Linked DNA regions of Homo sapiens: region 2 is linked to region 1. A link is a contact called in ENCODE Hi-C or POLR2A ChIA-PET data. All regions are on one chromosome and are shown on one strand. The core of a region is the stretch at or near the end of the contact, and the rest is flanking DNA. Distances in the headings are between cores, read along the strand shown. Region 1 holds the start of ZNF529-AS1 (ZNF529 antisense RNA 1). Region 2 holds the start of ZNF230 (zinc finger protein 230).

What was found. A loop is a pair of places that touch in the nucleus more often than their neighbours do. ChIA-PET counts read pairs that join two places held with the same protein, here RNA polymerase II (POLR2A). Pooled maps may share reads with other maps.
Region 2: a loop to region 1 is called in a pooled map, with 12 times the contacts of the local background. The contact joins the promoter of ZNF230 here to the promoter of ZNF529-AS1 in region 1. A Hi-C loop is called at or near these places in 1 of 168 maps with a recorded cell type or tissue (posterior vena cava) and 5 of 50 pooled maps. POLR2A ChIA-PET finds 5 or more read pairs at or near these places in 1 of 52 experiments (naive thymus-derived CD4-positive, alpha-beta T cell).

The regions. Positions count from the first base shown.
Region 1 is chr19:36,571,076-36,575,464 of GRCh38, forward strand. It overlaps ZNF529-AS1 (ZNF529 antisense RNA 1), which reads left to right and starts at 2,274. Exons shown (of 5, transcript NR_173348.1): 1 at 2,274-2,480; 2 at 3,746-3,825. ZNF529 (zinc finger protein 529) reads right to left here and starts at 2,217. Exons shown (of 5, transcript NM_020951.5): 1 at 2,065-2,217; 2 at 1,258-1,317. The coding sequence starts at 1,271. RefSeq lists an enhancer at 2,274-2,363.
Region 2 is chr19:44,001,205-44,005,593 of GRCh38, forward strand. It overlaps ZNF230 (zinc finger protein 230), which reads left to right and starts at 1,753. Exons shown (of 5, transcript NM_006300.4): 1 at 1,753-1,903. ZNF230-DT (ZNF230 divergent transcript) reads right to left here and starts at 1,666. Exons shown (of 3, transcript NR_110727.1): 1 at 1,061-1,666. RefSeq lists an enhancer at 1,516-2,025.

The DNA of each region.
Region 1 (4,389 bases), core at 1,024-3,523:
ATTACCTTTAATTTTAATTAACTTACATTTAAATACAAAAGCAATATAAATGTTTTTCTATTAAACACAACTTTATTGTTTTGGTAGGACTATAATTCACCCTAAACACTGAAAATTTAGCATCCAAATTGAGACATGCAATAACAATAAAACATATACCAGATTTTGAAAACTTGGTATAAAGATATGAGTGTAAAGTATTTCAGTGTATTCATATCATTACATGTTGAAATAATATTTTGGATATATTGGTTTAAATAAAATACATTACCAAAATTAACTTCAGCTGTTTCTTTTTCTTTTTAAAATGTGTTTAAAGCCGGGCGCAGTGGCTCACGCCTGTAATCCCAGCACTTTGGGAGGATGAGGTGGGTGGATCACCTGAGGTCAGGAGTTCGATACCAGCCCAGCCAACATGATGAAACCCCTTCTCTACTAAAAATTCAAAAATTAGCCGGGCATGGTGGCGGGCGCCTGTAATCCCAGCTACTTGGGAGGCTGAGGCAGGAGACTCACTTGAACCTGGGAGGCAGAGGTTGCAGTGAACTGAGATCGCACCATTGCGCTCCAGCCTGGGCAATAACAGTGAAACTCTGTCTCAAAAAAAAAAAAAAAAGTGTCTAATGGAAATTTTTAAATTACCTAAGTGGCTTTATATTATATTTGCATTAGACTGTGCTGCTTTAGACTCAGACACCACTGTATCAGGCTGCCTCTCACAATCTACACCAATGTCACACTGCCAAATCTCAAAGAAGATTTGGTTGTCACCACTTAAATCCCCTCATGAATGTTCTGGAAAAACTCCCTGCCCTTGTTGACATAGCCTCTCTGCATAAAACTCCTATCATATTCCCACTCCTAAATGTCTCCAAAGCCAACTTTGTCACTTACTGATTAATACCTACCATCTCCTATCTTGCTTTGTTTGCAAATCAAGTCTGTAAATAAGATCAAAGGTATCTAGTGTGCCATTCTACTTAATCACTCGTCTCCTCCTTAACAAATTACATTCTAAAAAAAAGTTTTAACTTCTCCTCCAGGAGTTGTATTTCTATACCATAAAAATCCTTTGGAAAAAAAGAAGCACATGGGAGAATTGAATGATTTACCTAATGCATATGTGAATATTCAATGAAAGGGAAATGGGCATTTGGAAAGGCAATGGAGGACAAGGGGACCCATCTCTACGGTCCTGTTGTTAATTGGGAAGAGAAAACCAAGGGACCAGGTAAATGAACAAAAAAAAAAACTAACCTTGAGTTGGCCATTAGTACCAATGCTGTCTTCCACTTCAGGGGGCCTTCACTTGCAGAACTACATAACCAAGAGGGAGAAAGGACTCATGACATCCTGGACTGGTTAAATAAGAACACAGTGTTCACCACCAGAAAAGCCCATCACACACAACAAACACACCCAGATCGAAGAGGGAAACTAGAATACTGTCGACTCCTCCCCACATCCGAGAAAAAGGTACGACCAATGCCTAGCAGTTTCTAGGGAACACAGCTCAGGAAATACTGTAGTTCTTTAATGTATAAATGGCCTCCAAACTCATGCAAGGGGAGTTATCCCAGGAATGAATACTACACCTATGCCCTCCCCTTCACGTCTTCCCAGGAAACTTCATTTATCTATCTTATCTATCTATCTATCTATCTATCTATTATCTATCATTTATCTATCTTCTATATATCATCTATGTAATCTATCTATATGCGTGTGTGTGTGTGTATAAGACCTCACGAAGAGATTCCATCACAGACATCACAGAGTCGGAAAAATGACGCTTTACCCAAAACAAACTCCTACAGGCTCACGGAAAAAAACGAACAAACAAACAAACAAAAAAAAACAAAAAAACACTTCTACCCCGTTCACACTTATAGTTGGTCACAACAGTGCTGTCACACGATCACGTCACCGTAGACCAGGGTCACACGATAGACCCCGCCCCTACTCACCGTCCTGAGTCCGATCAAACAGCACCCACGGCACACACTAGGGTCTCCGTCTCTCACACACACACACCACAATGACGTCGTAAACAATAGCACTAACCACCATCGTCCGCAGCTCCCGCGTACAGAGGCCTCAGGCTCCCGGCTCCACGTGGACCGACCTCGCCCGGCAGCGCGGGGCCACCTCACCGCGAGCTCCTCCCGCAGCCCGGCCCGGGTCACCTCGACTCGCCAGGCTTAACTCAATAACCACAACACCGGAAAAGGAAGCAAAGGTCGAAGTTCATCCGCGGCCCTGAGGCCTGTGGGAAACGTAGTCCAACAACGAAAGAGCCCTGAAGCTCAAGCGGAGCCCGCTGGCCGCAGGGGCCGCACCACGCCCCAGACCCTGGAGTTTCCGGGTGCGCAGACCCTTGCCATCAGCAGAGGCTGCCGCTGCGCGTCCCCTAGGCGCGGAAGAGGCGGCTGGTGGTCCCTGACGGCAAGGTGAAGTCGAGGCAGTAATCGGGAACCCAGGTTGGGAGGACAGAATGGGGAACAGGAAGCTGGGGCGAGGGTGGTCTTGGGGGAGGTGGGGGGCCGCGGAATTCTAGGTGGCCCCTGCCTCACCTCTGGAAAGAACCGGAAGCCCGGGCCGGGGAGGGTGAAGGGAGTCGCGGACCCGGCTGCTCAGCCGAGGAGGAAACCCGGACCCCAGGCTGAGGGAGGCCGAAGAAGGAACTGGAGGGCCGGGCTGGGAAGGCCTGAAGCGGGTACAGCCTTTAGGCTGGGGAGGGTCGAGGGGAGAACTCGGAGCCTGAGTCGGGCGAGGTTTTGCTCCACTCTGGCTTCTAAGTGTGGGGGCCTCAGGATGTGACCCGTGGTCGTAAACCTGAGGGTGACTTGGAGTTTTTGTCCGTTTTGCACCATGAGAAAGGCCCCAGATGGAATCTGGCAGGTAGCGGCGGTTCAGTGTGTGTGTGTCTGCCTTAGGGCGTGTTTTACACTGTTGACGAAAAGACTCAGACTCTAAAGTATTTGAAGAGACTTATTCTGAGCTAAATATGAGTGACCAATGGCCGGTGGCCCAGCCCTCAGGAGATCTTGAGAACCTGTGCCCAGGGTGGACGGGATATATGTGGTTTTATACCTTTTAGGGAAACATGAGACACCAATCAAATACATGTAAAATGTACATTGATTCCCTCCGGAAAGGCGGGACAGCTGGAAGGTGGCTGGCCTTCCAGGTCATAGGTAGATTCAAAGATTATTTGATTGGCAATGGGTTGAAAGAGTTATTGACGTAAGACTTAGGAATGTCTCCAGGTAGCACGCTTCACAGAGAATAGATTGTAAATGTTTCTTTTCAGACTTGGGGTCTTTTCTATCAGTAATTCCAAAATGGAGGAGGGTATAATGAAGCATGTCCGACCCGCCCACCCCCGCCTTTCCATCATGGCTTTACTAGTTTTTCAGGTTAGGAATGCCCTGGCCAAGAGGAGGGGTCCATTCAAGATGGTCTGGGTGTGCTTAGGATTTTATTTTTGGTTTACAACACCAGCACCACCGGAGTTTGCTGGTGTCCTTTCCAGTCAGTTTCAAAGCAGAGACAGCCATAGTTCTGATTTGTGTCACTGTAACTGTCAGTTCCGGAATTCCATATTTCTCCTTTAGTTTACCCTAATGTGTGTGAGATTTCATGTGTAGTTCATTTTTCTTTTTCTGAACAGCACTCCATTGTGCAAATATACCACAATTTGTGTAGTCATTTTTCTGTTGTTGAACATTTGGCATATTTACAGGTTTTATACATTACGAATAAAGCTGGCACGTTTCCATTTCTCCTGGGCAAATATTTAGAAGAAAAGTTGCTGGGTAATTGGTAAGTTTACATTTAACTTTCCAAGAAGCTGATAAGCCTTTTAGAATGATTAGTTGTGATTTGTGTGTGTGAGATTGTGTAACTGGAGTAAGTAGTTTCTGAGTTTGCTTTGCTATGTTTGTATGGAATTATAAGATGGGCTCAACAGGGTTGTGAATGTCATGTAGGATCCATAGGATTGTGGCTTTGTGGAGTAGGTAAGATCACAGGAAACTGAATGTGTCTGTGCTAATTGTTATTTATCATGGTTTTGTGTGTACATTCCATGATAACTGAAAATGGATCACTATGTAAGTGATGTTAATGACTGAAGAACTCTGTGTGTCTGGTGTATTTCATTTTGCTTGCAGAATTATGACAGTTTCTAATAACTAAAATATCACAAGCATTGGAAACTAGGAGGTAAAATTATAATTTCTAGATGACAGGGTTGCATTACCTGGAAACATCATACAAACTAAATCCAATATGTTGAAATGAGGACTCCATATGTAGCACAGAAGTAAAATACTTTCATCCCTACCACTTTGAATAGTTATATAGATTTGAGGTCCCCTCCCACCC
Region 2 (4,389 bases), core at 503-3,002, 7.4 Mb after region 1:
ATTAACACTGGAAGAATGACCCCAAAGGCATCTAGGAGATCATAGAGGCTGCTCCTCCCAACACAGACCCAGAGTGCACGGACCTGGGAAGCAGAAGGGACCTTTGATGCCAAGTGCCCCTAACCTTTTAGGCTCAGTTCCCTGCATGCTACGATTGAGTGTGTCAATACATCTTATCTTTCGGGAAGGCAGAGTAGATCAAGGATACAGCTATAACTGGCATATGAATAGTGATCACTCAATTTTCAGAGAGCGGATGTTTGGCATCAAAAGTTTGGCACAGTCACCTTATTTTTGTGTCTAAACAAAATTTTGAAAAGTTTTTAGTTTAGAAAAATAGGTAAACAGTAGACTCCATTTTTTTTAAAAAGAAGAATATTGGTTTATAGGCCAATGTATGTTTATAGGGAGAAAAAAAGTTACCTTCAAAAGAGCAGGTTTTTAGATGAATTGTTTCCTAATTTAGCTTTATACTGTTATTATTTTTTAACCAATGCCAGTTTTTAAATTGCTAACTATAATAAAGAAATTATGTTTCACCAAGAAATAAGAAGAAACTTAAAAAAAAAAATCTTTAATTATTGAGGTATCTGTTGCCTAGGCTGGAGGGCAGTGGTGGCATCATAGCTCACTGCAGCCTCAATCAAACTCCTGGGCTTCAGCAATCCTCCCACCTCAGCCTCCTGAGTACTTGGAACTTGTAGTCCCAAGATCAGGCCACCATGCCTGGCCAGTTAAAAAAAAATTTTTATAGAGACGAAGTCTCCCTGTATTTCCCTGTCTGGTCTCCAATTCCTGAGCTCAAGGGAACGTCCTGCCCTGGCCTCCCAAAGGGTTGGCATTACAGGTTTGAGCCACTGCGCTTGGCCAGGAAGAAAACTCTTTATAAGACATGCTCCTTCACCTATAGAATCCTCCCGTTTTACTGCATTTACAATCTCAATGTAAGATTGATACCAATGCCTAGCTCTTCATCAGTCATTATTGCTCTGAGGTACTGAGCAATTCACTACATTCGCTGAAATTTGATGTTTCTACATCTAAGGAGAAATATGAATACCATGAAAAGTTTATGGGAAGATAGCTATTCCATGACGACACCGCTTCTCCACTAGTAGCTGTGATCTTAAATGGGGGTGGCTTTTCCTGCCAAACCAGTGGTCCCACAGCTTCTGGAGTAGGGGCTGGTGTCTTCCTGCTCCTCATTGCCCCTGCCAAACCATTCCACCTGGCTCATCCTTTAAACCGTTAGTTTTAACCTCCCATCGTCAGATTATCCTAATCCTTGAAGATTTTATCTCCTCGTTTGTTCTCTTCCCAATAACACTCCTGTCATCGTGGGAGGCGTTTAGACTTCAGGAATTCCTGTCTATACACTATTTTCGCTCAAAGACTCAGGAAGAGAGACGGACGACTCACAGGGTCACAGTCCACATTCCCCACCAGGCGCTCAGAGATATGGAATACGTTCCCGGTGGGCACTGCGGTGTGTGTAGTCAAGGACCACCGCGGAGTCCAACGCTTCCCGCTGAAGAGTGAGATTATAGACATTTTCCTTTGGCATTGGAGGAAGCGGAGTCCAGACACACTCTGAGTCGCGGGCAAGTTGGCTCAGGCGGGTGGACGAGTGAATTCTGGGAACTGTAGTCCATCAACTTCATGGAATGGCGGACCCTTTGGCTCAAGCAGTTGAACCGGGGAATTCTGGGAAGTGGAGTCCAGACGCTCTGTGGAGACGCGAGCACTTCCGGTGTGTGAGCCTGCGGTTGCTACATAACCGCGTAGTTTGAGCCATTTCTGCGTCTGGCGGGTCCTTCTGAACTTGTCACCTTCGCTTGGGGTCGCAACGACCCGATGATCGATGATCCAAGCAAGGGAAAAGAAGCCTTGGCGGAGAGCGGAGGTTTGGTGGGGGCGGGGAATGGGGTTTTTTTCCCGTCCACGGAAGCTTTCTGGGATGGGGGTGCTGTGCTCGCATCCCGGGGGTTGGAATTGGCGGGGTCCTCTGTGCCCTGCTGTGAGCGTTTCCAGGACTTTGACCTCGCTCAGCCTGCCTCTCTCCACCCTACCTGTGCGACCGCTTTCTCGCAGTGTGACGTGGAGTGTTACTCAATGTCCTTATACTTTCCATTGCTGTTTTTGGTAATGGGGACATTAGAACCATCCTAGTAGAATCGTTTTTGGGAACTGAAAGAGATAACGCAAATGAGAACCTTAAAGCAGTCCCTGTCACTTGGTGACTGGTGGTCTCTTGTTAACTTCCCGAAGAGGTCAGGTCCCCGGGTGGAGTCATAGCTTCAGCTGCAGGGGCCCTGGTCCTTCTCCCTAATCCCTGCAGGACGCTGGATGATCCCGGGAGGCCTTCTGACCTCTTTTTAGGAAAGCGAGTTGCGTCCGCTTCCACGAAGGGCGGGGAGCATTTAACTTTTATGGGGGACCGCGATGCAGTCAGGGTATTTCACAACTTTCGCCTTCCCCAGCCTGACCTTTCTAAAAGAGCTGCAGGGAGGGGACTTCTTGGCTACTGAGGGCAAATCTCTATGTGATTGGTCCTTGGCTTTTTTCCTTTATAGAGATGTTCACCCAACCGAGAGTGTGTCCTCGGGAATGGGTGTTGATAATCATTAAGCCGTAATTGGTAACTTCATTCTAAGTGCTTTATACAAATAAATTTAGGCCACACTGTGGCTCTGTGAAGTATTGCTTTTCTTTGTTTTAAAAATGAGAGTGAGACACAGGGTGCATAGCAGCCAACTAGTGAGAGGTAGAGCTGGGGTTGGCACCTAGGCAGTCCAGGTCAGAGCCTGAGTTGATCACCTCTTGGATACATTCTCATTGAGGCAGAGGAACTAGCTGGACTCGTAGGGAAAGCAAGTTAGGACCTGATTGAAAGGACGTTGAGAGCAAGGCTCGTGGGCTTGGACGTCTAGGAATTTTTAAAAATTTCTCAACTATTTTGTTTCATGTTTTCCAAGTATTTCGTACTGTTGTGGAACTGTATCATTGTGGAAAAGTCTGAAATAGGAGAAATGAGAGTAGAAAAAGTTTTTTAATTACCCATGTATCCAAGATGTAAAGGTAGTAACTGTTAAGCTTCTAATTGATTTCTTTTGTCTTTCTTTGTGTCTACTTCTATATTTGTTGATAAACATTTTTTTAAAAATTGTTATATTTTAATGTGTTTTCCCATATGTCTTTTAACTATAGAAAATTTTAAATATTGCTAATAGAGACTAAACTAGTGAGGCTGGTTGTGGTGGCTCATGCCTATAATCCCAGCACTTTGGGAGGCCAAGGCAGGTGGATCACTTGAGGTCAGTAGTTTGAGACCAGCCTGGCCAACATGGTGAAACCCCATCTCTACCAAAAATACAAATATTAGCCGGGCGTGATGGCACGTGCCTGTAGTCCCAGCTACTCTAGAGGCTGAGGCAGGAGAATTGCTTAAACCCGGGAGGTGGAGGTTGCAGTGAGCCAAGATCACGCCACTGCACTCCAGCCTGGGCAACAGAGTGAGACTCAAAAAAAAAAAAAAAAAAAAGAATAAACTAGTGAACTGCCATATTATATAATGCTCAATTTTATTATTCCCATTATCCTTATGACTATTTCCTGATATCTAAAATATTTTTGCTGGGCGCGGTGGCTCACGCCTGTAATCCCAGCACTTTGGGAGGCCGAGGCGGGTGGATCACGAGGTCAGGAGATCGAGACCATCCTGGCCAACATGGTGAAACCCCATCTCTACTAAAAAAAAAAATACAAAAAATTAGCTGGGCATGGTGGCAGGCAGTTGTGGTCCCAGCTACTCCAGAGGCTGAGGCAGGAGAAAGGCGTGAGCCCGGGAGGCGGAGCTTGCAGTGAGCGAGATCGCGCCACTGCACTCCAGCCTGGGCTAGGGAGCGAGACTCTGTCTCAAAAAAAAAAAAATTAAAAACTAAAAACAAAATAAAATATTTTCATCTTTATATCATTTAAAAGCTATAGAAAAGTTGCAAAAATAGTATAAGGAGTTCTCATACTCTATCCAAATTTGCCAATTGTTTACATTTTTCCTGGTTGCTTTGTTGATGACCATCAGCCAAATACCACCAGGAACATAACTAACCAGAGACAGCTGATTATGGCTTTCTGCAGCAAGGAAGCCCACATACCATGGTAAATGTGGGGTGTGTTGGTAAGAGGTATTTAAGAAGGGATGGTATAGGGTTTCACATAACATGCTAGATAATATTAGATATTAAATAATATTGTTATCTATTACATATCAGATCTGTTAAAAGACTACTAGTAGTTGTAGTGTTACTCATTAGATAGTGTTGAATAGCATATTACCTAACATCCTGTTATCTAATCTGTAGTTACATATTTAAATTTGTTCAGTTTTTC